Regions from separate parts of the Homo sapiens genome. Here region 2 is linked to region 1. A link is a loop called in an ENCODE intact Hi-C map of the cell type or tissue named here. Cell type or tissue: adrenal gland. All regions are shown on one strand. Links, peaks and the distances in the headings refer to the core of each region. The heading gives the core; the rest is flanking DNA.

Region 1 (16,176 bases), core at 5,283-13,282:
TTTGCAGAGGGGAAAAAAAGCACAAAAGCAGTTAAGAATTTCTGGAATAAGTCCCTAACTCTGTACGTCCTATGCTGTTTGCCTTTGGGCAAATACCTAACCCTCTCTGAGCCTCAGGTTTCTCAGTCGTTAAATGACTGGGTTGAATTAAATGGTCCCCAGGACTCTCTAATCTTCTGGGGGAGAGGGAGGGGTCTGTGTATCTTCTTCATTTTGCCTTTTACTGTATCTCCTCCCAAATTTCTCTTCTTTCTCAAAATTCAGGTCTTCCTTTGCTTAAGATCTTAAATGTGTCTCCACTCATGGGAAACTGCTTTATTTTCTTGGCTGTCATAAAATAGGCAAAAAATGGACCCTACCAAAAAGAGGACCAAAGAGCTGGCAAGCTAATGGTGACATTCCAGGCAGTGCTCAACCTTTGGAAAGACAGGAGTTTGCAGATAGTGTTCTGAGATTCAGTGGAGGCTCCCACTGTCCATCAGGCACACCACGAAGGTGTAAACTGCATGCTGTGTCTACAGGGGAAGAGAACTTTGGAGTCCCAAAGACCTGGATTTTAACCCCAGTGTTGTCAGTTCCTCTAAAAATGCTTGAACCTATCTGAGACTTAGTGTGTCAGCTAAGAATAACAATCCTACCTACTTCCCGGGGGACTGTTGTGATGGTTAAATGAGATAATAATGTGAAAATTGCCTGCCATATAGCTGGTGCTCAAATGCTAAATCCTGCCCTTTCCTGCTCATAAGTTGGCCTCTGGTGGTGAGGAAGAAAGGGATAATGATGGTAATTAACGTTTATTGAGTGCCTACTAGGTGTCACTTCTTCAGATGTCAGCCTAAGAGTGACACTTCAGGAAAGAATTCTCTGACTTCCCTTATGAGGTTAAATTTATCACTGGAAACTGTCAGAGAACAACATGCACCCTCCCTCCACTGCAGCAATTACAGCTCAGTTCCACCTTTCTTTGTATGATGTCTATCTATACCCTCACCCCCACCATCCTGCTTCCAACAGAAATAAGAATCGTGTCTATTTTTGTCTCCATTATGTCCCTCAAGTCCTGGCCAGCCCTCAGTATTTGAGGACATAAAGACTAAGCCCATGTCCTAGATTGCCTTATTTAATCTTCACAAAATGGGCTCTGCAACTGTCATGCCCATTTTACAGATGAGTAAAGTGAGGCTCAGAAAGGGAAAGTCCAGCTGAGACCAGAAGAACCATCCAGCCTAGCCCAGCTTACCTGAGCCATAAATATTTATTACCATACACTGCTGAAGTGTGTGGTGGTTTCACAGCATTATTGTGTCAATTAATAATGGATATGTATTTGTATATCATTCTACACTTCACCAAGCGACTTCTCATAAATTGATTCTTCTGAGACTTCATTTCCTCATCTATTAAAAAATGAATAAATTACTTTCTCTAACTTCCAGAGTTAGCAAAGAAAAGAGCCTTTGTTCTCTTATTCACTCATTCCACACTCACACATACAATAAACAAGTAGTTAGTGATCATCATCTATGTACTGAGCATTGTTCTAGATGTTGGGTTTTCAACAGGAAAAAAAAAGACATAAAGTGTTACCCTCACTAGGCTTAAATTCAACTTCCTTTTTAACATTCATTCGTTATTAATGTATCCATTCTATATTTTCTGAACAATTACTAAGTGTTTGACAGTATACAGGCAAGTGAGGTAAATACTCTGCCCTCGAGGATCTGAGAGTCTCATCGGGTAGATACTATTTTGGTTACTGCCCATCACATCCGCAAGACAAGATTTCTAAAGACATGAATAACAGAGACATGAACCCCAAATAGATCACAAATGTGAGCTTAAAATAAGACAAGATTGATTAAGGCAGAGGTGAGAGCTGCATTCTTATTATCCTGGCCTGGGAAGGGCTTTGCATTTGTACAGTTATTCTTCTGCTAAATTGATATATTAATCTGTTCAAACAATTGTTTCTGTAATTAAATGAGAGTGAAGAGAACCTACAAAAAGGTCTTATTTAGCTATGTGAGCTGGAATCTGGTGACCTCTCACCCAGACTGTTCAGTGATCAGACAGTGGGAATATGACCTAAAACTGGGTGTTTTAGGTACAGACACAGTTGTCCAAGCAATCATAGAGCTAACTGGCCCCAACATTGCCAATGAACTGTGGTCTGCGGCTTTGTTAATGACATATTCTTTATTTTTCTCAGTCTCATTATCTATTTATTATTCAAAGAGGTTTGGAGTTAGAAGGACCTTAATTGGAATGAGCAGCAAATCTCACTAGTGCAGACAACCTTTCTAGGGCATCCCTGAGAGATGAGTGCCCTCCAAGCTTCTCAAGAATGTCCATCAGTATGCAGCTCGCCAACTTACAAGGAAATGCAACCAAAAAGCAATGCCTTCTGAAATACTCACGTGAGGAGCTAAGCTCACTTGATCTTGGGTATTGATCGACCACTGCCCTTCTTTCCCAGCATAGGTCAGCTAAGGGCGTGTGGGCGGAGCTTATGTGTCTCTGTCCATGGTCCTTATTACCAGGGCAAAACGAAGGAGGCAGAAGGAAGAGAAGAAGGTAGAGGAAGCAGGGAGGAGGAGGAGAGGGGGGAGAGAGAGAGAGAGAGAGAGAGAGAGAGAGAGAGTGGGAGACTATTGGAGGCACATTATTGTTTTGACATGGTTTTCAAGTAATTGCAGTTACCAAGAAAGAAAATTGTTTTCCTTTGGAAAGTCGAGAGAGCATTTACTTTCTCTTCACCTCCCCAACTCCATCCTTGTGAGATCAAAGCTGGCAGTCGGCAGATTTGTTATGTTCCAATTCCTGTGTTGAGACTCTGCCCTGCACAGCCGTGGGTTGAAGAGAATGTTAGGAATCCGGCTTTATTTTTAAGGAGAGGGGCTGCTCCTCATCTGCCCACTAGGGCTTGGACTGCAGCCGTCATTGCCATCTTCACCTAGAAAGTGCAAGAGGGCAAATAGGAAAAGTGAGTTCTAATCCTGCTTCTGCATTCCCGTGCTATGTGGCCACAGACAAGCATCTTTTCCACAACTAAGGGAGTCAGGCTAAACAAATGTTGAAGTCATCCATCCCTCTTCTAGTATTCTGAGATTCCTCGGCCAATTTTTTTTTAAGGAGTGAAAGAAATGACCACATTTCTCACTTAAAATTGCCAAAAAGGGCATTTGTACACTATTAGGGAACTACTGGGCCAAACAGCAGAAATTCAAAAGCATCAGAAATACTTCTCTGCCTCCCATAAGGTTGACCATCCAGAGCCTTCTGTGCTCAGTACTGTACTCACTCACTCTTCACAGCACCTCAGGGAGCTAAATGCTGTTGCAACCCCCAACTTACAGATAAGGAAACTGAAGCCCAAGATGAAGTGACTTATTTGAGATCACCCTGGGGAGGTGAAACGCTGAACCTTAGCTGCTTGAGTCCAAATTATTTCCATTCTACTGGGATGCTGAATCAAGGGTGGTTTTAAACATACAATCTGCCCTGGCCAGCCCCACCAACCAGGGGAAAATGCCCAGGCTCCCCTAACCCCTCTGAAGTGCTTCTTCTCTGGCTTCTTGGGTACCAGATTCCCACTTAGTAATCTGCCAAATAGTCTTCTTTCTAGGATGCAGGTGATGCCAAGATCCAGTCCCAAGCAGAGAGACCTAAAGCTGGCTTTTAATTATAAGGCCCATGATGGTTTGTTGTGACTTAGACAATAAGCATTCTGAGACAGGTTCCAAGACCTGGGGAAATCATCATTAAACAAACAAAGAGGCAAGACTTGTGCAGGACTCATATCAGAGGACATAAGGAGGGAGAAGAAGGGATGAGAATCTTTCCTAAATAATGCACTGCTTCTTCAAGACCCATGCCTGAGACAAACAGGATTATTAAGGTGGGAAACTAGCCTGTTTCACCTCTCTCTAATTAGAACTCCCTACACCTCCCAAACAAGAGAAGGGAAAGCAACTCTGTTTTCTGTCCATGTCTGCCCAGCCAGGGAAAGAATATTAAGTCTCAGAGCAAGGGTCGGGCACGGTGGCTCACGCCTGTAATCCCAGCACTTTGGGAGGCCAAGGCAGGCAGATGATCTGAGGTCAGGAGTTTGAGACCAGCCTGATCAACATGGTGAAACCCTGTCTCTACTAAAAATACAAAAATTAGCCAGGCATGGTAGCAGGCGCCTGTAATCTCAGCTACTCTGGAGGCTGAGGCAGGAGAATCACTTGAACCTGGGAGGCAGAGGTGGCAGTGAGCTGATATCATGCCATTGCACTCCAGCCTGGGCAAAAAGAGCCAAACTCCATTGCAAAAAAAAAAAAAAGTCTCAGAGCACGAAGGAACTTGAAGAACCCCCAGTGTAGGTCACCCCCTACCCACCCTAAACTTGTGCTAGCTCTGGACAACTCTAAACATGAGAATGGTTTTCTTTGATTGAGGCAAGATCTGTGTTCCTGAACCTTGAGAGCTTCACCTATCTTAGGTGTTCTTCTCTCTTTCAAAATTCACTGGGGACATATTTCCTAAAGTCTATATTGTGTGTGTCAGACACTGGGCTAGATTCTGGGGACAGGATGGTAAACAGGAACAGTCCTTGTCTTCAGTGGCACACTGGTACTTGCCACATTCCCCAAGTCTTGTCCTTTCCAGGTTAAACTCTTACAGTTTCTTCAATTGTTTGTTTTAGGCTATGGTTCTGGTCATCTCAAGATGAGCAATTTGTCCTCTCAGAGTCACACACCTGATACATAAGTCAGTCCCATGGGAGCCACAGTCGTTTCTCAGCCCTCACACATTCCACACCCAAACTCACCCATTTACAGTTCAACCATTCAAAACATAGTTACTGAATACCTACCGGGTACTGAGGGTCCAATTGGGAAGAAGAATAGACATGGGGGCTTTCATACTGTTGAAAGTAGGAGACATTCATCAAAGAGGCAGAAGAATAAATCTATTAGTGCCACTGGTGTCATGTGTGATGCTGGAATGAACAGGCAATGAGGAAGAGTCACGTATGGGGGTGGGAACTGACCCAGCTAGGGGATGCAGGGGAGGCTTCTGGGAAGAGGTGCGCTTCAGATCAAGACCTGAATGATGAGAGGTTGAGCACGTGATGCCCAGGCAGAAGGATGAGCACTGGGGAGGCCCAAAGATGACCATGAGGATGCTCCATGAGGATGCTGTATCTGAAGACATGAAAAGAGGCCTTGAGGTTGGAGCAAGAACAAAGGGATCTATGATGGAGCCGAAAAAAGAGCCAAAACCAGGTCATATGGACCCTTCTTTGCCAAGCAAAGGCCTTTGGAATTTTTTCCAAGAGCAATTGGGAGCCACTGAAAGTTAGAGGCAGGGAATGGTGTGAGCTGTTTCGTATCTTAGTACATGGAGGGGAAGGAGTAAGTGCAGAAAAGAGGGTGCCAGAACGGAGGTGATTTTAATGGGCCACACCCCACATTCTCACATGCTCTCGTTCCTCCCCCACTTCCACACATACTCCTAGAGTTTCAAGACGAGATGGGCAGACATAAACGAAGGAAAGCTAGTCTGTGTGAGTGCCAGGGCATAGATGGGGCGGGAGCGGTTGGGGTGCCTCATCTCCCATCTTTCTGCCTGGTCCCCTCGGCCTCAGCTTCCTCATCTGTAAAATGGGAGCTTGAGGAGTAGGCATCACATATAGATGGAACTTCAGAAAATCTCTTATATAAAGTTTCTATGTGTGTGTGAGGCTTCTATGCCCAATAGAAATGAACATCCTGAAAGGTAATGAGTTGTCCATCACTAGAGGTATTCAAGCAGATGCTGGGGAACTCAAAAGGGAAGAATGAAGCTAAGTAGTGATTTTCCCCTTACTTTCTACCAGTTATTGGGACAGATGTTTTTACACCTTATGACATGCTTTTAACAGAAAAGTAAGGTCAGGATTATCAACCCTCTCTCACAGAGGAGGAAATTGAGGCCTCATACAAGCAAAGTGACTTGCCCAAGGTCACTCAACTAGGAATGAAGAAAGCTATGACGTTTCAGATGTGTACTGCATGCCACAGACTATGATAAGTTCTTAACATTTGTAATACTGTTTAATCTCATAATACCGTGAGGTCCATTGTTGTCCCTATTATATGGATGAGAAAACCGAGACAAAGGGAGGCTTGATGACTCGCCCAGCGCCATGAAATGAGGAGCTAAGAATGTCTGAATCTTATCTCTAGAGCCCTGATTCTGACCCTCAACACCAAATTCCCTCTTAAAACTTCAACTCTCATGTTCCAAGTCAATGCTGACTGACCCTGGAGTCCATCCTCTATGCCTGCAGACGCAGCAGCCCCTCAGCCCTCTGCTCACCTGTGTGTTTCCTTTTGTATTCATTTCATCAGGCTACTGGAACAAAGCACCACAAACTGAGTGGCACAGAACAACAGAAATGGGCTGACTCACAGCTCTGGAAGGCGGAAGTCTAAAATCAAGTGCCGGCACAGCTGTGTCCCCTGAGGATGCTCTGTTCCAGGCCCCTCTCCTAGCCTCCAATAGTTTGCTGGTTTCAGCAGCATAACTCCAGTCTCCACATGGCATTCTCCTTGCGTGTGTGTGTGTCTGTGTCCAAATCTCCCCTTTATATAAGGGTACCAGTCATATTGGATTAGGGAACACTCTACTGCAGCATAATCTCATCCTACTTAATAACATCTGCAACCACCCTATTTCCACATAAGGTCACTTTCAGAGGTACTGGAGTTAGGGATTCAGCACAGGAATGCTGGAGGGGACACAACTCAACTCATAACTCCATCCAACGCCATGCATCTTTTCCTATAGGGAGCAGGTAAGAAGCTCTAATTGACCCTGGGTTCCTAAGGGCCTCAAATCCCCTTCTTCCATTCTGCAGCACCCACCAGCCTCACTGCTCTGTCCCAGTCCCCAAGGCCCTACATTGGATCCTGGCATCACCTTGCATTAGTGACAGCCTGCAGCCTGGCTTCCTCTGAGGTGGATCAGTCAGGAAATGAAGAAGAAGCCCACGTCCCTTCCAGAGAAGGCAGGTGAATATTTCATACAGTGCAAGAGAGTGGAATTCCATACAGCCACCTCCTGCAAATGCAACATGACACCTCGTAATGGGCGATATCAGTACAAATCCAGTCTCGTGGCAGCCCGGGGCCTCCTGGTAATTCCTCACATATTGTGCTCATGTCACTGTAAATACAATCGCCAAGCTCTGGCTCCCAACACAGCCACTGGATGAAAGAGGATCATTCCCATTTCTGCAGCTGAGTAGACTGAGGCTCATGGAAGGTAATTTGCCTTTAATCACACAGAGGGTGAATGGTGCTCAGGCAGAAGCCAAGGATGCAGAGAAGGAATGAGCAAGGTTGGTCCCCCAGTGCCATGTCTGCAAAGAGCAGGAACCAAGATAGGGGTGTTTAGTGGGACAAGAAATAGGGAAGTGAGGATGGGGCAGGAATGAGGAACGGAGATGGTTGGACAGAAAAAGAGGTAGAGACTGGAGTATAAGCAGAAAGGAAATAGAGCCCAAGGAAATCACTGGAAATTGGATGGGCTTGGTCAAGAGGTTGAGTCAGCAGCTGGGGAAAGGAGAAACCAAAGTCAGACATCTATGAGTGGGCCCTGACCCATCGTGGGTTTTGACAGAGAGGGATCCCGGGTCAGATGGAGAGTGCGTCAGGCTTCTTCTTGATTGGGTCGTTGGAGGGGGACCCAGCCAATGCCTGGGAGGATAAAGGAGACTGTTCAGTCCCTAGGATGAAGATGGAACTTCAAAGCAGTCTCCAGTTTATTTTCTGCAGGAAATCTGCAGCACCAAAGAGGGAACTGAGACTGGAGCCTGGATGTGGGGAGATGGGGAGGATGATGGTAATTCTTCTTCCTCCCCAACCCCCAAGTCTATTCTACTTTATTCTCTGTTCTGCTCTGGGTCCTGGGAGGCTGGCCCCTGAACACTATATCACCTAGTCTTCTAGGTTGGGGTGAGATAATGAAACTGGGTGGAGGGGGGATGTGGTCAGCCAGATACCAAAGAGCAAGTAGAGGTCTTGCCACAATGAAGAGAGGAATCACTTGAGGATGAAGTCATCACAGAGGAAAGAGAGGCTGGAGAATAAATGCCTGTGTACTTTATTCAGGCGCTTGGATTCAGCCGTGCCTGAAGGCCTACTAATGATCCAACAAGTTTTCTTCTTCCCTTAAACTAGCCTCTGCATCTGAAAGAGTCCTGATCCACCCAGGCAACCTTGCAACATTGTAAAAAGAGTAATTAACTTGTAATTAGACCGACCAGGGTTGTAACCACAGCTCTGCATGACCTCGTGCAAGATACACTGCTGCTCTCTGAATCTATTCTTTCACACCTGCAATCTCCAGGAGACAAGAACAAAATAAAATCATCCCTGTAAAAGCCCCTAGATTATATTAGGTACATCCAAAAATGAGAGTTTATCTTGAACTCTCTCCCTTTTCTGGGTCCCAGTACCATAATAAGAAAAATGTGATTCTTAGCATTGATGAGCTTATACATTCCATGAGTCAACCCATATGCTGTCTTATACCATCACGTTTTCTTCCATCCCCTGAAATATTAGTAAAAAGCTATCAGCCTGTGATCATGTGCAAGTGGCATAATTTCCTTGTTACTCACTTTCCCCAAATGTATAATGAAGACATTAATATTATTTACCATATGGAATTGTTGTGAAACTAACCTAGTTCATGCATCCAAAGTGTTAGAACTGGATGTTGAATGTAGTAAGTACTCAATACATACTGGTTATTTTGTTAGTGGTAGTGGTTTTCACAGTAGTAGTAAGTATTGTTATTATAGAGAACCTTCTCTGGCATATACATCTATATCTCCACCATCTCATTTACACCTAGACAACATAACCCTGTGAGATTGCTAATGGATACTGTCCCAGATGCACAGATCAGGAAACTGCCTTACAGAAGTTGCATTGCTTACCTGAGTCTTGAGCAGGGATTTGAATACAAGTGTGCCCAATTCCAAGCCCTGTGTGTTTCAGGACGACAGGGTATCACCACCCCACCCAAGTCCAGCCGGCCATAACCTCTGCACTTAGAAACGCAGTTGGCCTGTGGGTCCTTTGGATACACTGCAAGCATAAATTCTCTGGAGAATGTTCCCAGAAGTTTGCTTCTGAAGCCGTCTCCCTCTGCAAGTACACTTTCTTTTCATGTGAATGAAACCCACTAAATGGTATGGTGTCTGCTCTAATTATAGGCTCCCCAGCCGGTGCCAAGAGGAAGTTGGTTAATGTACACTTGAGTAGATTTCAAATCGGATTTTGTGAGTCCCCAGCAAGAGGGAAGGAGGCCAACTTCTCCCCCGGAGGAGAGTAACAGGAAATGCTGTCAGCACAGGAGTCTTCCCAGTTCGCCTCCTGCCAGAGCAGGTGATGCCCTCTACTTCCCAGGTTGCAGAGGCCTCTCCCTGACTCCTTTTCCTCTGCCCCTGGCCTGTCCCAGAAGCTGAGAGCCTGGGGGGAAGGAATGGGAAAAACAAGCCGAGGCGCTGGGATGGAGAAGGTATGGCAAAGCGGAAACAATCCTTTGGAATCAGATGAAACTGGATGCTAAGCCCAAGTATCACATTTCAGCTCAAGTATCACATGCGGGTGCCAGTATTTCCTCATGATGATTCCAGGTAGCTGTGTAGAAACATATGTCATAGTGTTTATTCCACATCTCTCCAATACTTATTCATGGCCTACTTGTGCTGCACTGTACTGCCATGAGTAAGATGGGACCCTGGGCTCCTTGGAACTCCTAGTCCAGCCTGGATGGAGTAAGCCGTCTATGTGCATCCATTTCACACGTCGTGATGAGAGAAGGAGAACACGCCACAGAAAGGAGGGGGCATCTGATCCACCATGGATGCATCAGGGAAGACTTCCTGGAGGAGGCACATCTAGGCTGGGACCTCAAAGAACTCGAATGAGCCCAAGGAAGGGTGGGAAAAGGAGCCCACTTGGAAAAGTCCATGTAAAGGCCCAGAAAGAAATGAAAACAGTGCATTCCAGGAACATCATTTAGAATGGCTGAAAATTGTAAAGAAGAGGCCAAAATGGCAAAAATACAGAAATGCATTTTTGAAAATCATGAAATCTAACACAGCCAGTCAAAATAATATGAACAAGGGATATTTTACAGTGTAGGGATTCAAGAGTTATTGGGTGAGTTTAAAAATGATATTGCCACATGAGCCCTACTGAAACAAAAAAAGAAGAAAGTAATATACGTGTGCATGTGTTCTAAAAGACTCTGGAAGGATATACATAAAAATTAGAATAGTAATTATCTCCAGGGGATGGAATTATGGATGAGTTTTCTTTTCTTCTTTTTTTTTAAATTTCCCAATTTACTGCAATGAGCATGTATTGCATTTGTAATCAGAATATAGTTTTTTAAATAGAAGGAGTGTTATTAGTATAGATCATGATCTACAGATATAGATCTGCTTAGCCTCGTTGCAAGCATTAAGTTTGATTGTTGTGCAAAGTTTCTTATAGAGCAGTGCAGTGTAGACGTCCCTTCCATCGAAATGCCCATGATCATTGTGGGAGCTCCTTGGAGCAGGGGCCAGAAGCCCTTTTCTCCCACGCTTTCACCCCTTCATTCCACATATATGTATGAAGCAGCATGCCAGGGTCTACGGAGACAGAGTTTCACCAGACCCAACTTCTACCTTCAAGGAAGACCGGCAAAGAAAGCTGATGATTACCATTTGGCGTGTGGCCAGAGCTCCGCACAAGAAAGAGCCGTCTCACCAGTGCTTCCAGCAAACCCAGTGTGCACACATACACACTCAGATACACTTACATGGAACTCACACTCTCTTCCTCACACACACCCACACACTGAACTTACCTATCTCCACCCACTCGACACACTCAAACACACTTGCACACTCCACACACATAAGCTCACCAGCAAGACCCCACACACACACACTCACATGCACATGGTCTTGTGTCAAGTGTGGTCAGAGCTCTCTACATCAGATCTCTCGTTTTCATCCATGCCCCTGATGTTTCCATCTCAACCCCAACCCCAGGCAACTCTTGCACACTCAGCTCCAGATTCCCCACCTCCTCTCCAGCCCCTGTAGGCTACAGAGGGGTCCTTTGTAAAGGATGCTTTTTTGTCAGCGCCCAGTTTGGGAACTTGCACAGCTCCCTACGAGATCAAGTCAAAGTCCTGGCTGTGGTTGAACTATTCATTGGTTCTCTCATGTGGACACACATTCACTCATGCCAGTGGCTCCAGCACTGTGCTAAGTGCTGAGCTGCCAGTTGAGATAGCCTCACCACCATTCCACAGAGTGGACAGTCATACTACTCAAACCACCTCTCCCTGCCTTCCATTCTTGGCCCTGCAGTCCTCCCTTACCTGGGCTTCCATAACTTTCTAATCAGAAAACCATTTAACAGCTACATTATAAATGTGCCAGACTACATGGCAGGCATTTTGCCCTCATGATACCTCATTTAAACTTCACAGGAACCGTTTATACGAGAACAAGTGAAGGAGAAAGAACTTTTTGAAACTTGAAGGATGAGTGTGGATTAATCGCAGCTGAATTGAGCATGTATTCTAGCCAAACACTGATAAGTGCTTTATTTGTGTTATTTTATTTAAGCTACATAATAGATCTATGTTTTTGTCATTCCCATTTTACAGATAAGAAAGGTCCAGGGAGGAGAAATTACATGCCTAATGAGTGTAATAGTAAGGACTCTTGGCAACTCTTGATATAAGTCCAATTCAAAAAAACCACCTTAAGCCAATAAAAGGAGCTTATAGGCTGAAATAGCAGAAAAAGTCTAAGGGTTCAGTCACTGTCTGCAGAAGAGCAAAAAGAAAAAAAACGTATAAGGGAACAGCATCAGGTATGGCTGGATCTAGGTTCTCAGGAATCTGTCTTTCTCCATCTCTTGGTATCTTTCTTTTGTGATAGCTTTATTTTCATGAAGACTTTCCCCTCATGCAGGTAAGATGACCATAAGCAACTAACTCTAGGTGTTCTTCAAACCAATTCAGCAACCACAGCAGAATCCCAAGTCTTATTGGACCAACTGAAGACCATATAACCATCCTCCCTGTTCTGTATGGACAGAAGGATTGCAAAGTGCTGGTTGTCCAGGCCAGGCCCAACCCTGAGGCTGGGAAGGGGTGCAGAGTATAGGGGAGGACCATTTCCACAAGGGAAGAAGAAGAATATGCTACCAAGCCCCTAGAACATTCATAAGGCAGCCAAGCTGCAAGTGCCCACTACCTGGGGATCAGACCGAGTGCCACCTCACTCACAGCCTGCGTGTTAACTGGTTTGCTCAATCCCTCCATTTTGATTGCCTCCTAATTCTCTGGCCCTGAGCTGACCCCACTGGGAGCCCCTTCCCACAGCCCTCAGCCCTGAGCGCTGATACTTAACAGTCATGCCAAGCGAATGATGGATGGTGGCTGCTTCCAAGACTCTTCAAAGGAGACAGGCAGCTGCCGGCTTGGAAAACGACTCCTGCAGGGACAAAACCCAAATGCAAACACACACTGTGGGACCACTTTGGCTTTTTGTGCATTCTCCCTTTTGGCCCCCTGCTCTTGTTTGCAATTTGCACTGCAGGGCATTGGGCAAAGCAAAATGTCCCAGGCTGCCCTGGAGAGTAGAAATCTTAACAAAAGGAATCGTGTGACTATCCTAGCACCTGAATAGATATCTTCCCCTTTCAATTCTTAGAAGTTCCCAGAGGCTTCTTGTCCTACCCTTCCTGCAAAGAAGAGGAGGTCCGGCCGGGTTCGGTGGCTCACGCCTGTAATCCCAACACTTTGGGAGGCCGAGGCAGGCGGATCATGAGGTCAGGAGTTCGAGACCAGCCTGGCCAACATGCTGAAACCCTGTCTGTACTAAAAGTACAAAAATTAGCCGGGCATGGTGGCACATGCCTGTAATCCCAGCTACTCAGGAGGCTGAGGCAGGAGAATCACTGGAACCTGGGAAGGGGAGGTTGCAGTGAGCCGAGATGGCTCCATTGTACTCCACCCTGGTCAACAGAGTGAGACTCCGTCTCAAAAAAAAAAAAAAAAAAAAAAGGAAGAGGAGGTCCAGGAGGTACAACTTGCCCAAAGTCTGCACAGCCAAGGAGTGGTGGCAGAGCTAGGGTTTGTGGAAAGAAAGAAGAGAACTGATATTGACTGAGCACCGACTACATGCCAGTCTTATGCTGGGGGCTTTACCTGAGTTTTAGCTGCTTGCTCAAATGATAGGGCACAGCTATAGGGACAAAGCCTTGATGCATGAGGCAGAAAAGGGTGCAAGTCCAATACTATACCCCAGCTTTGCAGTGTGTCCTTGAACGAGCCACTTCTCATTGCCCGGGCCTCAGTTTCTCCATTTAGAAAATGGAATGAATGGCCTCAACATATTTGGATTGTGTGATAAAGACCATTCTTGGGATCAGAGGGCCCTCTGGGTGTCTTTTTAGCCATGCGAACCAGAACTGGTGCCACAAATTGATTACATGAGCAGCTGCAGCATTGAATGAGGAAACACGACTAAGCCAATAAGGTCTTAACTCTTAAGCCAAGCCTTTCCTGATGCAAGCCCTGCCATCCCCTGCAGCTTCCATCTCTGACTCCATCTCTCACACTCTGTGCCCCACCACTTCGAAACACTTGAACTTTTAGAACAATCCTGATCTCTGTCACCTCCGGGCCTTTGCCCAGGCTGTTTCCTCTGCCGGGGACTCCTTTTCCTTCCACCCATTCTCTCTTGCTAATTTTTACTTATTGTTCTGTGTCTGTCTTTCTCTTTCTTTCTTTCTTTTCTTTCTTTCTTTCTTTCTTCCTTCCTTCCTTTCTTTCTTCCTCTTCTTTCTCTCTCTCCTTCTTTCTTTTCTTTTTCTTTCTTTCTTTTCTTTCTTTCTTCTTTCTTTCTTTCCTTCTTTCCTTCTTTCCTTCTTTCTTTCTTTCCTTCCTTCCTTCCTTCTCTCTCTTTCTTTCTTTCTTTCTTTCTGTCTTTCTTTCTTTCTTTCTTTTCTTTCTTTCTGTCTTTCACAGGATCTTGCTTTGTTGCCCAGGCTGGATGCAGTGGTATGATCTTCTATTTCTTCCAGGGCTTCACCTCTAAAATTTGTTTAGGTGTTTCTTTTGTACATCCATGGGCTCGTGCATTCGCTATCAGGCACTTTTTGCCATGTTGTGGTTTCCCATCGACTTGTCTGTCTTCCCCACCAAATTATAAACTCCATGAGGACAGGACAAAGTCTGTTCACAGCTGCATCCCTGGTGCCTAGCTCTGGGCCTGGCACACAGGAGGTACAGAAAAAGAGTGAATCCCGTTAAATTAGAGCAGCAATGGAAATCTGTGATCTTCCTGGGAAGATTATGCCACAGAAGACCCCTCAAAGTATCAAACAGAGGGTCTTTTGCTCCCCTATTTTCCAGAATTGCTTTCATCGAGACATGTTCTCAGTAGTAACAGTGGTGATAGCAGACATAGTCATTGCATTTCTAGCTGTGAGATCAGGAGGGCCCTCTGACCCCCAGAATGGTCTTTATCAAACAATTCAGCATGTTGAGGCCATCGTTCCATTTGCTAAATGGAGAAACTGAGTCTCAGATACGGGGAAGTGGCTTGTCCAAGGACACAAAGACACTTGTCCTCTTGTTCTGAAACCATTGTAAGAACCTCCTCCTGGCCTTCCAGAGTCCACGGTAATCCTGCTTCTCCACACGGCAGCCAGAGTGGCCTTTCAAAAGACAGATCAGATCACATTCCCCTCTGGCCACGACCCTTCAATGTGTCCCCATCTTACTAAAAGCCCGTCCTTAAAATTTCCTACAAAGCTTTTGCAGGTTGAATTTTAGAAATAAAAGGGCACAGGGAGGGCTTCCCTGATCCCAGCCAGAATGGCCTTATATTACACAATCTGGGATGAAAGAACCCTTGGGGTCATCAGTTCAATTTATACCTTTTTTTTTTTTCTTTTTTTAGAGAGACGGAGTCTTGCTATGTTGCCCAGGCTGGAGTCCAGTGGTGCAATCATAGCTCATTCCAGCCTCGAACTCCTGGGCTCAAGCAATCCTCTTTAGTAGCTGGGACTACAGGGCTGGCAAATGCACGTAGTTCAATCACACTAAATGGAGAAACTGAGTCCTGAGATGGCACTAAGCATGTACCCTTGGGATCAATACCAGTGGAAAGGAAGGAAAGGCATGAGAACTGGGCAGAGGGAGAAGCCAGGGAGGGATACAGTCCCATGAACAGCCTCCATCAGTCCCGCAGGGAGCCTTGGAACTGGAATGGCCCATCAGAGTTGGACAGCATTGGGCAGAAATGGTCAGACCCTCATATCCCTACTGTGGTCAGTCATCGGATGTGGGAAGCCAGCCATCTGCAGCTAAGCCACCTCTGAACAAGCTGACAGCTGAGGGTCATAGGCTAATGGCAGCACTCTCAGTCACTGTGGTAATAAGCCTTTCCTCCAAGAGAAATCCTAACAAAAGCCCCGCAGAACCTGCCCCCTACCCTCATTCCCTTGCTAACCTCCATTCCAGCCACCCTGGCCTCCTTATTCCTCAAACACGTTATTGCGTTTCTACCTCACAGCCTTTGCCGTTGCTGTTCCCCCCACCTGGAGTTCTTTTTCCCCTGCTAGTCTGATGATTTGTCCCCTCACTGTCTTTAGGACTCTGCTCAAATGTTACCTTATTCAGGCATCCTTCTTGACCTCCCTCCAATAAAAAAAGCAGTCCACCTCTCCTCCCCAACTCCCTGATGCTGCTTCACCATTGCCATCTGACACACGGTGTAAGCCTTGTACGTTTGTCATTTGAGTGCAAGACCCAACAGGGCCTGACTGATCCAGCGCCAAGCCCAGAACCGGGTATTCTGTAGGAACTCAATAACGGTCTGTAGACCGACCCCATAAGCCTTCAATTCTTCACTTACACCAGAAAAGAAAACAATGGATTTGAGAAGAACCATGTATAGCAGTCCCATGTGTTGGTCTTAGACAGGACGGCAGGCTTACGCATTTGTAGCATGGTAATAAAGTTGGGGCTGTTACCATTATTTTAATTCTCATTATCTCTGTTTAACACAGGAGGCAGCCAAGGTGGGCACAGGAAAAAGGACTCACCCAA
Region 2 (16,176 bases), core at 3,397-11,396, 64 kb after region 1:
GGAAGCTTTTATTATTATTATTAATGGAAGTGAAATTCACATGACCCAGCAATCCCACTTCTAGGTATATACCCCAAAGAACTGAAAACAGGGACTCAAACAAACATGTGTACACCCATGTTCACAGCAGCACTATTCACAACGGCCGAAAGCTGGAAACAACCCACATGTCCGTCAGTGAGTGAAGGGATGAACAGACTGTGGTATACCCACACAAGGGGACATTACTCAGTCTTAAAAAGGAGAGGAGTTCTCACCATTCTGACTGGCATGAGATGGTATCTCGTTGTGGTTTTGATTTGCATTTCTCTAATGATCAGTGATGTTGAGCTATTTTTCGTATGTTTGGCTGCATGTATTCAAAAGTCAAGAAACAACAGATGCTGGTGAGGTTGCGGAGAAATAGGAACGCTTTTACACTGTTGGTGGGAAGGTAAATTAGTTCAACCATTGTGGAAGACAGTGTGGCAATTCCTCAAAAATTTAGAACCGGAAATACCATTTGATCCAGCAATGCCATTACTGAATATATACAAAAAGGAATATAAATCATTCTATTATAAAGATACATGCACGCGTATGTTCATTGCAGCACTACTTACATAGCAAAGACATGAAATCAACCCAAATGCCCATCAATGGTAGACTAGATAAAGAGGAAGCCATTATCCTCAGCAAAATAATGCAGGAACAGAAAACGAAACACTACATGTTCTCACTTATACGTGGGAGCTGAACAATGAGAACACATGGGCACAGGGAGGAGAACAACATTTCCCGCGGCCTGTTGGGGAAGGGCGGGGTGGGGGAGAGCATTAGGGAAAAGAACTAACGCATGCTGGGCTTAATACCTAGGTGATGAGTTGATAGGTGCAGCAAACCACCATGGCACACGTTTACCTATGCAACGAGTCTGCACACCCTGCACATGTACCCAGAACTTAAAAAAAAATTAAAGGCCAGGCGCGGTGGCTTATGCCTGTAATCCCAGGACTTTGGGAGGCTGAGGTGGGCGGATGACCTGAGGTCAGGAGTTCAAGACCACCCTGACCAACATAGCAAAACCCCATCTCTACTAAAAATACAAAATTAGCCAGGTGTGGTGGTGAATGCCTGTAATCCCAGTTAGTAGGGAGGCTGAGGCAGGAGAATCGCTTGAACCCAGGAGGCAGAGGTTGCAGTGAGCCGAGATTGTATCATTGCACTCCAGCCTGGGCAACAAGAGTGAAGCTCCATCTCAAAAAACAAAAAAATAAAAAATTTAAAAAATTTTTTAAAAAGAGTGGAGTTCTGATGTACACTATAACGTGGATGAGCAGAGGGGCCTGTTTAAGACCTAGTATCTCCTTCCCCTGCACAGAAACCTCTGATGGCCTGTTTGTATGACGTCCAGAGTACCTGTGAGAGTCTCCAAGGCCCTGTGCCCCCATGTCCTCTGTGATTTCGTTTCTCACCACGTCTGGCTCACTACACTCAGTTTCTCAGTGTGGCCTTCAGTCTGTGACAGGAACACACTGAGACGGAGCAGGACCCCCTTTTGGCGGTCTGCATGCCCCTGCCACCAAGAATGGAAATAGAGGAAAATTCCGAGTTCCTTCAAGGGAAATTCCAGGCACCTAGCTAGCCCTAAGAGGTAAATAAGTAATTTGAGGCTGGATGTGGTGGCTCATGCCTGTAATCCCAGCACTTTGGGAGGCCGAGGCGGGTGGATCAGTTGAGGCCAGGAGTTCAAGAGCAGCCTGGCCAACATGGTGAAACCCCATCTCTATAAAAAATACAAAAGCTAGCTGGGCGTGGTGGCGGGCACCTGTAATCCCAGCTACTCGGGAGGCTGAGGTGGGAGAATTGCTTGAACCCAGGAAGTGGAAGTTGCAGTGAGCTGAGACAGTACCACTGCACTCCAGCCTGGATGACAGAGTGAGATCCTGTCTTAAAAAAAGAAAAGAAAAGCAGCTTGATAAGCAAGAGGGTAATAGTAACAAGGCTAAGACAGGAACCAAGGAAGTTAGTCAGATGTTTGATTCCCCTATAGAAACTAAAAGTAACATCTTAACATATGCCCCTGAGTTGTTTTCCAGAACCCTGAACCCCCACCAATGACCCCCACTGAACAGCTCTGCTGTCACCTAAACCTCAGATAAGGGGGAGCTGATGGCTGAACTCTGACCCCCATTTTTTGTTCTAAATTTCTTCCTGAGGAGTCTGGAGAGAGTCAAACCCCAAAGCCAGTTAATGTTCTTCTCTGCTGACCCCAAATTTTAAACAAAGCTTCTCTTCCTTAACCAGTTACAAATCAGATAGTCTTTGAATCTACCTATGACCTGTAAGCCTCTGCTTCAAGGTATCCTGCCCTTTTTGGCCAAGACCAAGGTGTAACCTCCATGTATGGATTTACAATCTTGCCTATAGCTTCTCCCGACATTTACCCCTGCGTTTAAAAACACTTACCTGCAAGCCATCGGGAGGTCAGGATATAAGCGTTAGCCGTCTGGTCCTCCTTGCTTGGCACCTGGTAAATAAACACCTTTCTTTCCACCACTGCAAGACCTCCGTGTGGATATCTGGTCTTACTGCACCAGGTAACTAGACCCTAATTCAAGTCTATTATGTTGGTGCAAAAGTAATTGCGGTTTTTGCCATGGAAAGTAATGGCAAGAACTGCAATTTCTTTTGCACCAACGTGATATAACAACACTGATAAGAGTGAGAAAGTTGCTTGCATAGACAGGGAGGGCTTTGGGAGAAGGTGGACTCTATCTGGTCCACCTTTGGGGACCAGAGGTCCCCAAACGATGCATTTGGGGAATGCATCGTTTCCTACCATTTTAACAATAAAACTCACAGTCCTGTGCAATGCTCTGAGATGGGAAAAGAATGTTGTTTCATTCTAATACGTCTGGGAAATTTGCTCCAATCCTTTGTGGAGCGTCACGATACATGTCAGAAGTTTAAGTCCCTGACAAGGCCTGCAGTAAAGGCACCTGTTGGAGTCCTGACCTCTGTAACACATTTGAATGTGGATCTGAGCTAGAGTAATTTTAGTAAGAAGTTTCTGCTATTTTTAGCTCTAAGTCAAGAAGTCTCTTTTTCACCTCTTCGTGGCTTGTGGTGAGGCAGAAAAAAAGGGGTAGCAGAAAGATTAGCATTCACTGAGAATTTCCGCTCCCAACATGGGGCTATGTATTTCATACAACTTGTCTTATTTGTTCCTCACAACAATCCTATGAGGTGTGTACAATTATGATCCCCATTTGCAGAGGAGGAAACTGAGCTCAAAATGACTCTGTCATGTCCACATGACTAGAGAAGCCATTTTTTCCTGGCTCTAAGCTAGAGCTCTTTGGGTCCAACCTACCTCATCTTACTACCTGGAAGCTTGACTGTGGTTCCCAAACCTCTGTCCCTATCCAGCCTCTCGATTTCTCTCCAGATCTTCTCCACGCTCCCTTGCCATCCCAGCCTCCTTTGGAAACCAAGGGGTTAACCTCTCCTTCCTGTTTGCCCAGACTCAAGTTCATTACGCTGACTAATTGATTCCGCCACTGCTAATGGAAAATGTATCTGCAAGTAATAGATTAATTGGCCACTTGTGATCAGCTCTCAACCAGAGGATCACTGGTGGTCATGCTAGACCCACTGAGTCAGTCCTTCTGGAGCCAGGAAAGGGAACCAGAGGTTAGACTCAAAGGGATCATGGGGGTGTCCAGAGTTTTACCAACTATCACCCTCACAAAAGGCCAGCCAGCTGGTTCCATCCCAAAGGAGGCAGATTCTGCATCCTAAGTCATTAAAATGCAAGTGCATTAACTTGAAAAGAATGGAAATCTTAACAGCATAATGAACCACAAAATATCAGAACACTGGCACATCAGCTTCCCTTACCCCCAAATGAGGGAAGGGGGGTTGCTTTCCTCAGAAGGTTTAAAGTCATTCGTCATAAAATAACAGCTACCAGTTTGCTCACTGACTATGTGCAATCCACTGCATGGTTTCATTTAAACTTAGCAAAAGCCCAGGCGGCAGGTGCTATAATTATCTCATTCCACAGAAAAGAAACGGGGCTCAGAGAGCTGCACCAACTTGCCCAAGGTAACACAGCAAGGAAGTAAAAAAAAAAAAAAAGTGGGCTGCGGGGAGACCTCAGGTCTGCAAACCCCAAAACCAGATCTTTTATCCTCTATCCCAAGGATCAACAAATGACAACCTATGGGCCAAATCTCGCCAACCACCTGTGTTTGTAAATAAAGTTTTATTGGAACACAGCTATGCCCATTCATTTACATATTGTCTTGGCACCCCAATAGCGCAATGCACCACAAAACTTAAAGTATTTACTATTTGGCCTTTTGCAGGGCCAGAATAAGTTTGCAGACCGCAAGCCAAGTTACCCTTCCCAGCTGGTGCTACTGGTACCTTAATGAAATGAGGGCGGGATGACTATGGGAGAAAAGGCTGGTGTGAACCTGGGGATCCCAAAAGAAACTCAGTCTCCAAGATGCACAGGCTGTTTCCTCAGATTATAAGGAAGGTTTCTTATGAGTCTAAGAGCAGAAAGGAGAAAGGAAGAGAGATAGAGAAGAACAAGCCTGAGCCAGACTTGGAGATGAAGCTGGGTGAGAACCAGATCTGATGACAGAGGGAGTGATGCAGGAAGGAAACCAAACCAGGGAGGCTGGTGAATGCAAATCCGTATCTCAGGACCTACCCTCTTGCTTGCTTTAGGACTCCAGAAACGTTTGCCTCCCTTCAGATACCCTCAGTTTCTCTGCTAGAAAATGGGGGTAATGATGGTGTCATCTGGAGGACTCAGCAGGATAGAGCATACGAAGTGCACAGCAGGCACACAGTAGGCACTCAATAGATGCTTGACAGATGAATGAAGGACTCAGCTAGAGATCTCAGAGGTCAAATTTTGCAGAGTTCCACCTTTGCAGCAATGGTAAGGAAGAAGCTCCCCCGACCCCCTCCTTCCTCGCTCTATGGGCTGGTACGGGCAGTTTTACAAGGCTGAAAGAGTCGCCGGAGGCTGTAAAGACACGAGGGCTTTTTCCTTTAAGTCTTCCCTGTAAGTCACCTCGAAGCATTTCCGGGATCGATTGGCTCTTCTCCTCCTTGTAGGAGCCCTCCCCAGGGAACTGTTTGCCGAAAGGAATCGGCCAGTTTGCATTTAGTCACCTTTATCTGACCCAGGAGATAAATCTCTCTTCGTTTCGTTTTTCTGCAGGGAGGATCCTGGGAGGCCCGCGCCGCACCACACAAATGCTGGAGACCTCGTCCATTCAGACAGTGATTATTCCAAATGAGAGATGATTCGAAGGCCTGAGGAAGTTGGTTGTTCTCAGAAAAGGAAGAGGGCATGTAGAGGCACAACGGCAAAGGTGCATTTAAGCTGCTTCAAGGAGCTTCTAAGCCTCCTTCTGGGGATGCCCGTGCATGGATCACAACCCCGGGAATGGGCCACTATGGGCAGAGAAAAAGGACACCACTCTGCCGAGAGGGACTTCAAGTTGAACAGAGAAGGGAATCCTAGCCACAATATCCTAGAGGCCACGTGGTTTATGAAGCCTGGATTTCAAATCCCAGCTCCTTTACACTCACCCCAGCAGCAGCGTCCTGGGTAAATGGCTTAAATGTCTTCTTTTCTGCGTCTCATTTTCTTCCTTTGCAAAAAGGACATAACGATGCTGACCTCATAGATACTGACCCCATAAAATGGTCTTGAGGACTAAATGAGCTTCTACACATAAAGAAAGGGCTTAGCACATGGTGAACCCTCAATACAGGTTGCCATTCCCACTCTATTGTTGTTTGGCTGATGCAGAAAAGCAGAGGCTGTTATTCACACACTGACCCCATGCCCCCTCCCACCAATGTGCAAGGTTGGTTTAACCCCACCACCACCCCCAGCTTCTGCCTCTCCTAGAGAAAGTTGTCCTGCCAATGGCAGCTTTACACAGAAGACGCCACTGGCTTCCCCCAAAGAGGTGGATCTTGTGCCCAGAGATTCCGAACCTCTTCATTCATAAATTTCCTTCCAACATTCGAGGTCCCCTCCTCAGGGGTCTCCTTTCAGATGCCTGGGATGGCTGAGGGTGCTTTGAAGTCAGTCTTTCTGCGAAGGGCTAAAACTCTGTGTGCTCCTTCCCATGGAGGACACAAGTAAGTGGCAATGCTTACCCCCAGGAAGCCATCACAAACTGAGGTCATGCTGACACTATAGCCTTGGCCAGGAGGGATGTTTTGGAGCGATCTGGAGTCCTGGTGCCTCTGACCTCCCACTGAGTCACAGCAATTAAGGGTTCAGCATAAGACAGACCACCTTTCCAATCCCAGATTGTCACTTTCTACCCTGTCCAGTGGCTGAATCTCTGCAAGCCTCAATTTCCTCATTAGTAGAATGGGAATATTAGTTGTATCAGCCTCATGAGATTATCATACAGTTAGCAATGAAATATATTAAAAAGCCTTCAGGTGTCTGTGCTTGGGCAGGGATAGGTATTATTAACAAAGAGAGCCTCCAACTGCAAGCTGAACACCATGGCTTTTCATTCCATTTTGGCCACAAACTGCTTAACAACTTTGGGCAAGTCCCTGCCCCTCTCTGGGTCTCAGTTTACCCTTCATACTCTCCAAGACTCCCTCCCCACTGGGAGACCACCATGCTGGGCTCACGTCTGTTGCACGTGACCTCTCAAACTTCTGTTTGCTCTGTCTTCACCCAGCGTCAGCACCGACTCTGGGTGGTTTTGCTCCTGAATCTCCACATTTGCCAGGGATACCTGCCTATTCATTGTGTTTCTTTTCTAGGAGCAGAAAACTAAGGTTGGCCAAGCCAGGGTTCAACCGATATCCTCTGCTTTTTTTGAATCATGCACACACACACGCACACACACACACACCTTGGCAGAACAGCCATCTCCTGCTGCCTTCATCTTCCCATGCCCCATCACTTGTTCATCCAGAAGTCCTTGTCAGAATGTCCCTCCAGGGATCAGCAGGTGGGAAATGTCATTTTGGATCCATTACTAGAGCTCCAAGGTGCTTAGAGATGATCAACACCAATTTCAACTTCCATCCACGGAGGAGGGAAGGTCGGGAGCAGCCCTCATCTCTGGCAAGGGGATCTGTGCTGGCCACCCCAGGCTGCCAGGTACCAGCACCCCAGGGCAGGGAAGGAGGGCAGCTTGCAAGGGCCGGGGGATGTCAGCCACTCTGTGTCCTCAGATTTCCCTGCCACGGCTGATTTGAATAATTCAGCAATGCCGGGTCTCCTGGGCACTATTGTCTTCAGTGAAGGCAAATCAGTCGCCCGCTCGGCCTGTTAAGAGGGCCCCTGCCTGCTGCCTTTTTCTGTGAATCAGGATTAATGAGATGGTGAGGGGAAGCGCCAAGCCCTGGGCAGAGATGCCGGCAGCCGGCTCTCTGGGAGCAGCGGGCCTCAGAAGTGGCTTCCGCCTTGATGTCCTCGGGCAGTCTTCTGGGGCAGCCATCAACCTGTCGATAACTAGCTATCACCCAGCCTGCCAGACCCCCAGCCTCCTGCCTGGCTCCTATGACTTCAGGAAAAAGAGATAGCAAGAGGGAGAAGGCGATCGGCAGGCGCCCTTTTCCCCTCACCTCTGGCAACGCGGCAGGCTGGGGTGATACACTTCACAGAGGGCTTCCTTTCCTGCAGGCTGCACCAAAGAGTGAGGTGCGAGGGTGATCCTCCTAGCCCTAGCCTGGGGCTGGTAAAGAGTTTGCTGGGCTCCAGCCTCCACTGCAATGCGGTTACAGAGACAGCCAGGGCCCCACACCTGGTTTTTTGACAGCTGTCACTCACATAGGGTACAAGAGACAATGGACAATGTCCTTGTGCCTCTCACTGGTGGTGCCTTCCTCTCCCTCCCTCTGCCTTGTAGTGGTCAAACAGGTGGGCTCAGGGTGCTCCACTTGTATGCTGTGTGACCATGGGCAAGTTGCTTAACCTCTCTGGGCCTCGATGACCTAATCTACAAAATGGAGATAAATACATTAGTTGCCCCACAGTTTGCTGAGAGGATTTCCAGGTATTTAAGCTTGTAAGCCCTTATTATGAGCTGATATCAAGCACACAATCATGTGTGGTCATATTGTATTAGTATCATTATCATTGGTAACTCTAAGATGGTGCTACTTGTCGGGCAGTCCATAGCCCATGCCACATGGCAAGTCGTTTGTTACCTGTCCACAGTAAGGTACCCACAAAGAATACGTACAGAGAAAGAAAAGTATTCAGAAAGTTTTGTAGCAATTTGGCAGATGGCAATTTTGTATCATTGAATATAATAATGAAAAAAGGGCTTAGATTTTGTATATTTTATTTTTCATTTAATTTTTCTAGGAATTTGCTTTTTTACTGCATTTTTTAAAACTGTCATTCTGCAATAAATTGGAATTTGAAAAAAATACTGGTGTCTCAGCACAGATAGCTTGAGAAGAGTGTTCTGGACAAACTCTAACATGCACACAAATCCCCTGGGGATCTTGTTAAAATGCTCTTACTGATTCAGTAAGCAGGGGTAGGACCTGAGATTCTGCATTTCTAATAAGGGCCCAGGGGAGGCTGAGGCTGCTGGTCCAGGGACCACACTAGTGAGGGGAGTGTGTGGAGCACCCTGGCTAATGCTTTTTCCCCACCCTATCTGGATGCCATTCACTCTAAGAAACTTCTCTGCACTCAGATCACAAAAGCTACCTCCTGGTCTGCCCTTGGCTGAAGACTTCCCAAGGTCTCTGGACACACAGATTACAAAGTTCAGACCCCACTACCAAATCAGAGGCATGTGTCAGGAGTTCCACGTGCTGCCAGCATCAGCAGCATCCAACAACTAGCATACATGAAACAGGTACCATGTGCCAGGCATTATACCTGAACTCTTCTAGAATCTTCAGCTGCAGCCCTTCTAGCCTGTGCAACTCTTTGAGATAATGCATGCCAATCCTGAGCACAGTACCAGGCAGAGCCAGCACTCAATCACTAGTAGCTGTTATAGCTATTCATTTTTCTGTACCTTTGCAATTTATCTTCACAACTCCTTAAAATAGAGGTGTAGCTGTTAGCTATTGCTGCGTAACAAACCAACCCCAAACCTAGTAGCTTGAAACAATATCCATTTATCCATGATCGCCCATGAGTCCATGGGTCAGCTGGATGTTCTGTCTTTCTGGGAATGTCTCAGCAGCTATTGGCTGGCTCACCCTTGCATCTGTGGTCATCTGGAAGGTGGGTGTTCTGGAAGGGGATCAGCTGGGACACTTCACGTCTGTTGCATATGGCCTGTCATCTTCCAACAGGCCAGCTTGAGCTCTCCCTATGGGGAATCACAGGGTCAGAGAGAACAGAGTGCACAAGGCCTCCTGAGACCTAGGCTCAAGACTGATGTATTATCACTTCTGCCCCATTTTATGGCCAAAATAAGTCACGAGACCATCCCAGCATCAAGGGGTGGGGAAATGGACTCCGTCTCATCACAGGAAGAGCTAGAAAGTCACATTGCAAAAGACACATACACAAAGAAAGGTGAAGACTTCGGGCCATTTTTTACAGGCTTACATTGTCCCCTCTTGCTAGATGAGGAAACCGAGGGTCAGAGAGGTTCAGAGATTTGCCTGAGGTCTGACAGCAGCTGGGAAGGGACAGAGCCTAGTTCTGCCTCACTCTGGAAACTATATTCTTAACCTCTATCTCAGACTCTTCTCCGCATGCAAAAAAAAAAAAAAAATACATTTTGGTAACTCAATTCACCAAAGGAAGAGGATTTTCAAATATTTTGACATCTCCAGTGGATGTTTTTGCCTGCTCTGGCTCCTGTGCCACCCCCTGCCCTCTAATCACAGGCCTGTTTTCCATCACCTGCTCTCCCTTGCCTCCTGAGTCTTGCAGCTTCAGGCAATTTATCTTTCCCTCTTGTTTTAATGGTCTCTTTAACACAGGGTTTTCTAACAAGACAAATTGAAGGGCTTGGGCATCAAGCTGAGTTTGTGCATGCTCACAGAAGGGGGTGCAATGAGGAACAAAAGGGAGCCCGGAGAAGGTACAGGCACAAGCTGAGTGGTCCCCCCAAATTCTGAAATTGGAGAAGCGTATATCTTCCGGCTCCCTTTTTGCCCACTTGGGGAGAAGAGCACTCTTGTTCCCAAAATCTAGTGGCTCTTGTCCTGCGTTCCCCAGACTTCCAGAGCTCTGAAAATATATTTGGAAGCTCCTTGAAATGAGTTGTAATATTTCAGCTAGTCTAGAAACTCAGGCAATCTAGAAATTTAACTTTACTGTTCTGTAACTGAGTATAATTTCTATTACAGCCTGTGTTCTTCCAGGTGGCAAAAATAGAATCATAGTTCATTTAGGGACGCCTACCCACTTTCTCCAGGGCTATGTCCAAATTCTGGGGGGATTGCAGTATGCCGACTTGATTGTTTATCAGTTGCATTGTTATCAGTTGCTACCTAACAAATTACCCCAAACTTTAGCATCTTAAAGTGACAATGAACATTAATTATGTCACATGATTTTTGTGGGTGAGGAATTCACAAGCAGCTTACATGGGTGGCCTGGATCTGGGTTGCTCATGAGGTTGTGGTCAGATATAAGCCAGGGCTGCAATCTTACCTGATGGCTTGACCAGGGGTTGAGGCTCTACTTTCAAGGTGGTGCACTCACATGCCCAGCAAGTTCATGCTGGCTGTTGGCTGGGGGCCTCTCCACAGGGCTGCTCAGATGTCCTCCTCACATGGCTTCCCTGAGGAAAAGGGATCCAAGAGGATGAGATAAAAGCTGCAAGTCTTTCACGGCATAACCTCAGAAGTCATACATCACCTCCTCTGTACAACACTGATCACACAGGTGGTACTGATATAATGAAGATGGAGGCTGGGCATGGTGGCTTGCACTTGCAATCCCACTGCTTTGGGGAGCTAAGACAGCAGAATCACTTGAGTCCAGGAGTTCTAGACCATCCTGGGCAACAAAACAAGAACCCTGTCACTACAAAAAAATTAAAAATTAGCCAGATGTGGTGGCACGTGCCTGTAGTCCCAGCTACTGGGGATGCTGAGGCAGGAAGATCGCTTGAGCACAGGAGTTCAAAGCTGCAGTGAGCCGTGATCATGCTACTGCACTCCAGCCTGGGCAACAGAGCAAGACCCTGTCTTTTGAAAATAAATAAATAAAATAATAAAGGAGAAGACTGAATGAGGGTATGAATCCCAGGAGGTGGGACTCAATGCAGCCCACCTGGGATGCTTGCCTCCCATAGGGTGTCAGGAATAGGGTTCATCTGGTTCTTGATGGTGTATTTATCCCACTGGCTTCTGCTGAGATGTTCTTGCTCATGTCTGACCTTGGGTACGTTGCAAACACCCTCCTTCACTCCTCACTTTAAGCCCCTTATGCTCTTTCAAAGGATGCATCAGTGTCTGTTCTGCAACTCAGAGAGTCTTTTCTGTTCTTGGAAACAGGGAGGCTTCACTTTTGCATCCTTCCATATCTTTTGTCATCTGCCCAGACCTTGGCTGGCTTTTCAAATTCGAAAGCCAAGAATTTGACTTGGTCTCTAACTGCTTTGTGCTGTGTCATTCTTTCCCTGAGGCAATAAATGCCGCATGGTCTGTCGGCTGCTGCCTGAAGGAGGACACTGGTCACAGGACATAAATTATTGCATGGAATTTAAAACACACACACATACAACAAGACCTTAGTTAATATTCCAGAATATTTTTCTGCCACGCTGCAAAAACAGTTGGTGAATATAAGTTGTCTTCATGATCTCTGTTCATTTCCACTGTGACCCTGTCCTGGGGTATCTAAAACATCCCCATTTTATAACTGAAGAAACAGAGTCAGAGAGGGTGAGTGACTTGCTAAACCCATATTCCACGTGGGTGGCTTTTCAGAAAACCTCAACTCCAGGTTTTCTGACCCAAGTCAGCGCTTTTGCTCCAACTGTGCTATTTCTTCTCTGACTTCTTTTCCCCTCTGAAATCTGCTTAAGATTTTTTCCTAATCACTGAAAAGGCACCTTCTTGGGTAACTTAAGAGGATTTACAAGCTAAAGAGAAGAGCCTTGAATGGTGGGATTTTATGCACAAGTCACACATGGGAGAGAACCTGAAGGGACACAAGATCAATTCAACACCCCTGAAATTATACACCAGGTCATCTCCTGCTTCACCCACAAGTAAGGTTGACCTTTTGAGTGGGAAGGATTCGAGACAGAGGGCAAGAGAAACAGATGGACTTACAGACAGAGCAGCAGGAGAAAAACAAAATCACAGTGATCCTTTCCATCCTCTTGCAGCAAAGAACCTCTCCAAGGAGCGTCAGCGTCTGAATTTGATACCAACTCTGGAAGGTTATTAAGTTTGAACTCCTAATAAAGAACAGATGGGAAATGGAAGAAAATCAAAGATCAAATATGCTTTCCATATTTTTTGCCTAAATGAAAAGAAAAAATTGTCAGGAACCATTGATCGCCTTTTGTGAGTGTCACATCACTGGTATGGGATTCCCGAGGCAGCAGGTGTGTTTCCTCACATGGATCCAGGCCTGGCTGCAATGAGCAGAAAAGGCAATGGTTTCCAGGCTGTAGCTGAAGGGTGGAGGGAGTTACCCCACAGCTCCCCCGGAGTCTGAGGATCCATCATCTGAACAGTGAGGGGCACAGGTTATGGTGAAACAGAACCACGGCTTCTAATTCTGGATCTACCATTATATGTGTGACTTTAGGCAAGTCATTCAACTTCTCCAAGCCTCAGTTTCCTCACCTGTAAGGATCTTTGAGATGATTTAAATAAATCGCTGCAGAGTAATTGTCTTGTGGTACCTATTTAAAAAGAAGTGGTCGTTGCAACACAGAGAAAATTACGTGTTCACTAAATGCTGTTTTATATTCATCCTTCCTGGATGCACAGAAAACTAGCTTTCCCTACCCTCTTCCAGCTAAAGGGGCATATGACTGGCTTTGTGAATGGAAGTGATGAGCATCGCTTCAGGCCAAGGAAGTGTACAGTCCCCATGAGGTTTTCCAATCTCTCTCCTCCCCTGACACAGCAAATGAGGCGTCCTCAAATTGCAGTGCAGAAGCACACAATTTTAAAAGCCTGGATCACTGAGTCACCACATGGACCATAGCTGCCTAGGCCCACAGTGGACTTCAGAGGGGTGAAAACTAACGTTTGTTTATGAGATTTGGGGTTGTTTGTTACAGCAGCCCAGCTGATGCTGACTAATTTACAAGTCATTATTTTTATTGCTATCATTGTTGTGTTGTGTCTAGAAGGCAGTCATTTAAATTCAAATAGTTTCCTTAGGATTGTTAAGTAACCGACCTAGATGAAATACACAGGTTGCTATTTAGCTCCCTGGTAGGGAGCAGAGTGTAATGTAGCAGGAAGATTTGGTAGGGAAAGGGGATAGAAAGGGCTTATCACAGAGAACCATAGGATTTGCCCAAACTCAATGGGAGGAATTTTAGCATCCTTTTCACCATATCAAACATATGATGTTTGCTTCATTTTCATTCATTGCCCTTCATCTCCCACTCCATCCTCCATACACCGACTTTTAATCACCTGGCACCCTCTGGCTCTCCTGGTCACATACTGACCCCTAATGCCTGATACCAGGTGTGGTTGCTCGGGTTTTGGTTTTGACCTTGGACACAGCCAATATATGAGACCTTTTTAGTCAGCGGCACCCCCACCATCCCCCTTGCTCCTGCTGATGTCCCACCCTGGTATGAACCATTGTCTCACAGGAGGAGCTTAGACACATTAATCAAACATTAATCCAGAAAAAAGAATAAAGATTATTTCTTGAAATAATTGAGCCAGAGAGTCCATGTCCCCAGATAATCATATCTCAGAATCAAAGAAATGCAAAATCGAAGAGCTATAGAAGTTGAGGATATAGTGCTAAAGAATCAAAGAATACTAAAAACCATAGAATCATTTAAAAAAAAGAAATCCCACAGGACTGTAGATCTCAGCAGAGCCTAAGAGTGGAAATTTGGCATGTTAGGCCTGCTCTACCCTCGGGCATCTATTTGCATGAGGACTGCAAGCTGGAAGAGAAGCAAGATTTGTGCTTGGGATCCTAAATGATGGAGAAGACAAGGCAAGATGGTCTGTGCCTCCCTTTGGTTCATATAAACCGACTGGGGAATCCATGTTGTCCTTTTATGAAGCTACACTTGTCCCTTGACAAAGATTCTCTCCTTAACCAAGCTCCAGTCAGGCCCCTCTGAACCCTCTTCTTGGCTAAGCCTTGACCCTGGCACCTGCCTTTGCTGAGCCTACATAGCCCAGTTGTAGTAAGAATCCTGCTAAGTTGGTTTAGGGAGAACCATCCCCCACCCCGCTGTCTGCTCATCATTCATATCTGGTCAAATCCCTCATCTTTCCACTGTCCCCCAGGTGATATCTGTTCACCTTGGACTGTCTTCGGCAAGAATTCCTCCATTTGATCTCCCCTCTTAGTAATTTTCCATCCACTTACCCTTTCCCTAACCCGCCACCCTTGATCATATATCTTCAGTTGTTGCATTTGAAGTTGAACCTGATCTCTCTCGCCTATTGCAATCATCTTGATACCCAACAAGATAGTCCTAAATAAAGTCTTCCTGTTTTCACATATGTCAGAATAATTTTTTCTTTAACACTCTTCAGCCAGTGTGCTGTGATCTAATGACAGTCAAACTTTGTGTGTGAAATTTTTTTCAAATAAAATCCAATAAGTACAATGGGTTGAGCTGATCATGTTGAAAGTAGGAAGTGAACATGAAATTCTGTGCACCTCATTGTTGGCCTCTTGTAGTTCCTTACATTCCTTGGGGACCCCAAGCACAGTTAGAAAACCTCTGGGGAGGTGGGGTGACCCTGCACAGGGAGCTGGACTGTTGGCATCTCAGTGCCATTGCTGCTTCCTGCCACATACTCCCCTGTATCATGAGGCTAGATAGAGCCTGGAAACTATACTTGCCCAACTGCGTTGTCAGTAGAGTTCCAGTTCAGTTTCCCCATTGTGAAGTACTCATGTGAGACCTGGAAGACAGGAGAGAATAAGAAAGCATTATTGTTCTACTAGCAGCGGGACTTTCGCAGAAAGCAGACATATGGTGTTTTCCAGCATCTTCTGGACATTTTCTCTTAAGTAACCCACATTGGTGCTGTAGGCAGCTGAGGACCTCAGTAGTAGTGCTCTGCAGGAATCCCTGCACACCCTGCTATCCTAAATGCTGCAGCATTGCATTCCCTGTATTAAATCTCTTCCTGATTGAAATACCTAGAGGGGTTTCTGTTTTCCTTATGCATCCTGATGAATACAGACAGTCAGAACACATGGCTTCTAATTTCATTTAGAGGTTAAGCCCGCCATCACATCTAGGAAGTGAGGAGCGTCTCTGCCCGGCCGCCCATCGTCTGAGATGTGGGGAGCGCCTCTGCCCCGCCGCCCCATCTGGGATGTGAGGAGCGCCTCTGCCCGGCCGAGACCCCGTCTGGGAGGTGAGGAGTGTCTCTGCCCGGCCGCCCCGTCTGAGAAGTGAGGAGACCCTCTGCCTGGCAACCACCCCGTCTGAGAAGTGAGGAGCCCCTCCGCCCGGCAGCCGCCCCGTCTGAGAAGTGAGGAGCCTCTCCGCCCGGCAGCCACCCCATCTGGGAAGTGAGGAGCGTCTCCGCCCAGCAGCCACCCCGTCCGGGAGGGAGGTGGGGGGGTCAGCCCCCCGCCCGGCCAGCCGCCCCATCCGGGAGGGAGGTGGGGGGTCAGCCCCCCCGCCCGGCCAGCCGTGCCATCCGGGAGGGAGGTGGGGGGGTCAGCCCCCCGCCTGGCCAGCCATGCCGTCCGGGAGGGAGGTGGGGGGGTCAGCCCCCTGCCCGGCCAGCCGCCCCGTCCAGGAGGTGAGGGGCGCCTCTGCCCGCCCGCCCCTACTGGGAAGTGAGGAGCCCCTCAGCCCGGCCAGCCACCCCGTCTGGGAGGGAGATGGGGGGGGTCAGCCCCCCCACCCGGCCAGCCGCCCCGTCCGGGAGGGAGGTGGGGGGGTCAGCCCCCCGCCCGGCCAGCTGCCCCGTCTGGGAGGGAGGTGGGGGGGTCAGCCCCCCGCCCGGCCAGCCGCCCCGTCCGGGAGGGAGGTGGGGGGGTCAGCCCCCCGCCCGGCCAGC

Evidence for each region. Hi-C counts contacts between places; a loop is a spot of excess contacts. Peaks named below come from ENCODE experiments on the same cell type or tissue, not always from the same donor. Only the 100,000 strongest peaks of a DNase experiment are listed, where the experiment ranks them.
Region 2: a loop joins it to region 1, with 3 times the contacts of the local background. A loop is called at or near these places in 2 of 110 quality-filtered maps.

The regions. Positions count from the first base shown.
Region 1 is chr22:26,838,686-26,854,861 of GRCh38, reverse strand. No RefSeq gene overlaps it. Among named protein-coding and RNA genes, the nearest start is that of LINC01422, 57 kb to the left of the region's middle. In adrenal gland, for the core only: no CTCF peak of the experiment used is centred there; no DNase peak of the experiment used is centred there.
Region 2 is chr22:26,773,040-26,789,215 of GRCh38, reverse strand. It overlaps MIATNB (MIAT neighbor), which reads right to left. Exons shown (of 6, transcript NR_110543.1): 3 at 14,999-15,060; 4 at 12,262-12,389; 5 at 10,631-10,760; 6 at 8,323-9,332. Among named protein-coding and RNA genes, the nearest start is that of MIATNB, 110 kb to the right of the region's middle. RefSeq lists enhancers at 4,593-5,792, 11,436-11,730. In adrenal gland, for the core only: no CTCF peak of the experiment used is centred there; a DNase peak (open chromatin) is centred at 7,605.